Regions from separate parts of the Homo sapiens genome. Here region 1 is linked to region 2. Evidence: read pairs that join two places in POLR2A ChIA-PET (ENCODE). Cell type or tissue: A673. All regions are shown on one strand.

The links. ChIA-PET counts read pairs that join two places held together with the same protein. Peaks named below come from ENCODE experiments on the same cell type or tissue, not always from the same donor. Only the 100,000 strongest peaks of a DNase experiment are listed, where the experiment ranks them.
Region 1: POLR2A ChIA-PET joins it to region 2 with 9 read pairs; 2 of 35 experiments call an interaction of 5 or more read pairs at or near these places.

The regions. Positions count from the first base shown.
Region 1 is chr6:139,573,718-139,576,217 of GRCh38, reverse strand. No RefSeq gene overlaps it. Among named protein-coding and RNA genes, the nearest start is that of LINC01625, 100 kb to the right of the region's middle. In A673, no CTCF peak of the experiment used is centred here; no DNase peak of the experiment used is centred here.
Region 2 is chr6:139,472,322-139,474,821 of GRCh38, reverse strand. It overlaps LINC01625 (long intergenic non-protein coding RNA 1625), which reads left to right and starts at 226. Exons shown (of 4, transcript NR_033919.1): 1 at 226-256; 2 at 1,767-1,890; 3 at 2,227-2,295. RefSeq lists an enhancer at 1,337-1,837. In A673, no CTCF peak of the experiment used is centred here; DNase peaks (open chromatin) are centred at 181 and 1,431; H3K4me3 peaks cover 1,703 bases; H3K27ac peaks cover 2,409 bases.

The sequences.
Region 1 (2,500 bases), 100 kb before region 2:
AACACTCAATAAACAAACACAGCTGGCATTGGTATTTAGAACATTCATTCACAGCCCAGGGTCTTGCCCTCATATTGAGGTGTTATGTGAATCACCTGAACCTGCAAATTGTGTGTGTACACAATTTTTTGAGAAGAGGATCCCTGAGAGTTTTCAGACTCTCGAGTGGGGACAATTACTCCACCGTCTAAAGGAAATCAGAATCGCTGCTATAGAGACCGATACCATTGGACTACAGAAAATAAGACAGCAGCCTATTTTACGTAAGAGTCTAAGGATCACAGATTTTAATTCTTATGCAGCCTTAGTTTGCTTTAATGCTCAACTGAATCACAGAGCACTGAATTAGGAACTAGGGGACATGGTCTCTTGTCTGAGTCCTTTTCCTTTGCTAGCTCTATAGTCTTGGTTTATTCACCCACCCTCTTACTTTATAAACGTTTTTGCCCTGGTTTGGGCAGAGATAATGCCAAGAAGAATAATGCTTTTAAAATCCTAAAGACAAACACAGAACTACATGAAAAGTATAGGGTCTGCAAGTCAGGAGATGTCTTGCTCAGAGCACCCTGTTTCCTAATGTGCAAAATAAGTGAGTTTAATTAGATGACATTTAAGATTTCTTCTAACTGCTCACTATAATCCAAAGATTTGAAAATAAATTGCCTCTGTTCCGAGGATTTGTTTTCTGTCTGAGTCTTCACTGTACTAATTTACACCCTTGCCCACACCAAGGACACTATTTTTACTGACCCATTTGCAAAATTGAAGTAGAGGTGGCATCTTAGTCCATCCGGGCTGCTATAACAAAACACTTTAAGCTGGGTAATTTATAAACAACAGAAATGTATATCTTGCCACTCCGGATCCTGGGAAGTTCAAAATCAAGGCACCAGCAGATTTAGTGTCTAGTGAAGGCTCTCTGCTTTATAGAGGGTACCTTGTGGCTGTGCCCTCCCATGGTAAAAGTGGGGCAAGGGAGCTCACTGGAGACTCTTTTATAAGAGCAGTAATCCCATTCATGAGGGTAGAAGCCTCTTGCATTGATCATTTCCCAAAGTCCCCACCTTTTAATACTATCACATTGGGTATTAGATTTCAACACATAAATTGGGGATGCGAGGGAGGATAAACCAACATTCAGACCATGTGAGATGGGAAAGTAAGAGACATTCTCTGCTCTTTGCTGATTTTGATTCGGTATATTTAGCCCTTTAATGGGCTTCTTGGACTTGAGCTAAGTTGGATAGCAAGAGGAACTTAAGACTTGGTGAAGCCAATTATTAAAAAGTCAAAAAAATAGGCCGGGCACAGTGGCTCATGCCTGTAATCCCAGCACTTTGAGAGGCCGAGGTGGGTGGATCACAAGGTCAGGAGATCGAGACCTTCCTGGCTAACACAGTGAAACCTCGTCTCTACTAAAAATACAAAAATTAGCCGGGTGTGGTGGTGGGCACCTGTAGTCCCAGCTACTCGGGAGGCTGAGGCAGGAGAATGGCATGAACCCGGGAGGCAGAGCTTGCAGTGAGCCGAGATCACGCCACTGCACTCCAGCCTGGGTGACAGAGTGAGACTCCGTCTCAAAAAAAAAAAAAAAAAAAAAAAAAAAAAAAAAAGCAGATGCTGGCGGGTTGCAGAGAAAAAGGAATGCTTATATGCTGTCGGTGTGGGTGCAAACTAGCTCAACAGGAAAGCAGTGTGGCAATTCCTCAAAGACCTAAAAACAGAATTGCCATTCAGCCCAGCAATCCCATTACCAGGTATATACTCAAAAGAATATCAATCATTCTATTATAAAGACACATGCATGCATGTGTTCATTGGAGCAGTATTCACAATAGCAAATACATGGAATCAACCTAAATGCCCATCAACAGTAGACTGGATAAAGAAAACGTGGTACCTATACACTGTGGAATACTATGCAGCCATAAAAAAGTACAACATCATATCCTTTGCAGGAACATTGATGGAGCTATAGGCCATTATCCGTAGCAAACTAATGCGGGAACAGAAAACCAAATATTGCCCATTCTTACTTATAAGTGGGACCTAAATGATGAGAACTCATGGAATCATAGAGAGGAGCAACAGACACTGGGGCCTATCAAAGGGTGGAGAACGGAAGGAGAGAGAGGATCAGGAAAAACAACTAATGGGTACTAGGCTTAGTACCTGGGTGAGACAATAATCTGTACAACGAGCCCCTGTGACATGAGTTTACTTATCTAACAAACCTGCACGTGTACCCCTGAACTTAAAATAAAAGCTAAAAAGGAAATAGCAGGGACCCAGTGAAGGCAAAAGCACCCGAATTCCAGCTCAGAATGACTTCCCCACTGAGCCCAGCAGAGCACCAATGGGAGATGAATCTAACTCCTCTGGATGTGTAAATTCTGTACCCTTCTCGCCCATCCCCTGGGAATCTTTGAGTTTTACACACTGAGGTATCAATTTCTTTGATTGGACTGAAGATCCATCTCAGTAAATGTGAATTTAGGAA
Region 2 (2,500 bases):
ATGGTATCTCTGAAGAAATATCCATCAACCCCCAAACAATGACAACCTCACAAGAGTACACTGCAGAAAAACAAATTTAAAAAACAACAACAAAAAAAAACAAAAAAAAAACACAAAAAAAGAAAGGAAGAAAGAAAATTACCCCCACACTGCCTCTTTAAAGGGGGGGAGGGGCAAACTTTTAGTGGGAAAGGCTTTAAAATGCTGCTTTGTTCCAAAGGCCATTCTGCAATGATGAAGGGGGATGATTGAAAAGGTTAGTAGCAGGGGAAGAGTTAACAAGTAAGATGTGCTTTTGCTAAGAGGGGGTGATTTGCAAGGTGAGAGCTTTAGAAGGGGGAAGGCAATTTCCTTACAACAATGCAATCGGTACTTTCTGTCTTGCTCACAGTCCTCCAAGACGTTATGCAAACCCAAACTGCAGCCTGGGCGGTAATTTCAGAGTTGCCCCAAACATTATTCTTTGGCCAGCCGGGTACTGGAGCTTACAATATTCCGTGTTGTTCCCCATGTTTTCCTGTGTTATTTTCCTAGCTCAGTGCAAATGCAGAAACTCTTCTTTGGGCAGAAAGAGACACTGACCTGAACTGGTTTAAATTCCTGCCAAATATGCAGGCACTGTTTTTGCTACATTTTGGAATTTGGCTTAGACCATATGTCAGGCATTTATTTGTACTCAGAACTAGAATGGAGACCTAACAACTTCAAAAAATAAAAGCTTTTTTGTTTTTAAAGCATTAAGAATGTCCTGAAAGTTTTCTATTATTAATTAATCTGAATATGATTAATGTTTTTAGTTAAGATATCTCATTACACACTCTCCTGTTTACTGCAGGGGAAATTCAGCTTCACCCTGCTCAGTAATTACAAAAACAATTCCTTTGAAAGCAAGGGAAGAACACCCGTGTCAGCTATTTACAGCATTTAAAAAATTCTGTGGTTTTCAGAATTAAGGTTCAAAGTGAATGTTATTAATGTTGAGTAATAAAGTAGTTTTTCTTGCACAGATATACTAAATGTAAAAAGAAATGTTTACACTGGAATGATTTTCCCAGGGTGGGAATCGGGGCTGGGGAGTTGGAGGTTTGGGCCCACCCTAGGTTTTTCAACTTGACATCTTTACATCTTACGGTTCCAGCCCAGGTCCTAGCAGATTTCTTTTTTCAGAGAGCTGGTAAATCACGCTACGGGACTGACTCAGAGTGCCACGGGGCATGGCCTTGTTTCGTGGGTTTCTGTTGATGATCCTCCACCGTGGCGGGGCAACTGTGTTTGCAAGAGCCCTCCAGGAGAGGATCCCGGGGAGAAGTAGATGGATGAGGAGTCCCTGGAGCCCATCAGGATTTCTCTTCCCCTCCCCCTCTCTGGTGCCAAATGGGTCACTTGCACAGTGCAAAGCTTTCTCTCCACAGAGCTCAGCGTGATACCTCCGTCTGCTGTTGGCAAAGCTTTAAGACTGCTGGGAACTCAGACGAAATCATCCACAGGCTTGGAGGTGTGGCAGGGTGTAACTAGAATGAGTGCAACTTTTTAAACGGCTCCTAACCATAGGCAGGCTGGGAAGGCCCCAAGACGGAAGGGCAGCCGAGGGGAGGGTCGCTGAACAGCAGCTTGATCTTAATGATAGAATTGGCAGCGGTGTTTGGTTGCTCTTGAACAGAGTAAAAGACCTTAATAGGCCAGACGTCCTATTAAAACCTCAATTGTGAAATTAGAAATTAACTTGATGGAATGTGACAGTCTATCTTACCTATCTGTTCTTTCAGAGCTGGACTAAATTGGTCTAACTAGGACACTTGAAGGCTTGTGAATCAGTTCACACGATCAGTGTGAAAAGCGGGTATGAAGACCCAGATGCTGGTGTGTACGTGTGCATATAAGCCCCAACAGGTATGAATTCAGAAGCAGTGGATATGCGGGTACTCTTCACTCTCAAGCAAGCCCCACATGACAGAAAGTTCTTGCTACCAGCCAGGAATGATCTCACAGGGTTGAGCAGTTTGAATTGGCTACTTTCCTGAAAATCTCTAGAAACAAATTCTTTTCGACATAGCCTTTTCCAGAACAGCACCAAATTAGAGTAAACTCCACAAATCCTGAATTAGAATCGTAATTCCGAAAAGCGGCTATCTTTATTCTTGTGGGTTCCATAAGCAGCAAGGGACTCTGGTCACCAGTTCCTTCATGGCGTCTCTGAACTTCCCTCAATCTCGCTTTGCTTTTTAGCTAGAAATCAAGCCTTTCTGGCTTCCGATTGTTGGAGAAGTGGAAACAGTTAATGGAGTATGCAATGAGGTATGTTGTAATTTCCAATTCACAGCATTAACGCTTGTAGTCATGAACTTGAAATGTAGCATTTTTCACAGAGGCAAAGTGTGGAAAGTAGTATATATGAGTAAGGAGTACAAATGTTGTTTTGCATTTTTGCTTACATCTGAGAGCATAGGCCAAATTATAGAGTGACAAAAGTCAGATATATAATTGTCTTTCATAGCATTTT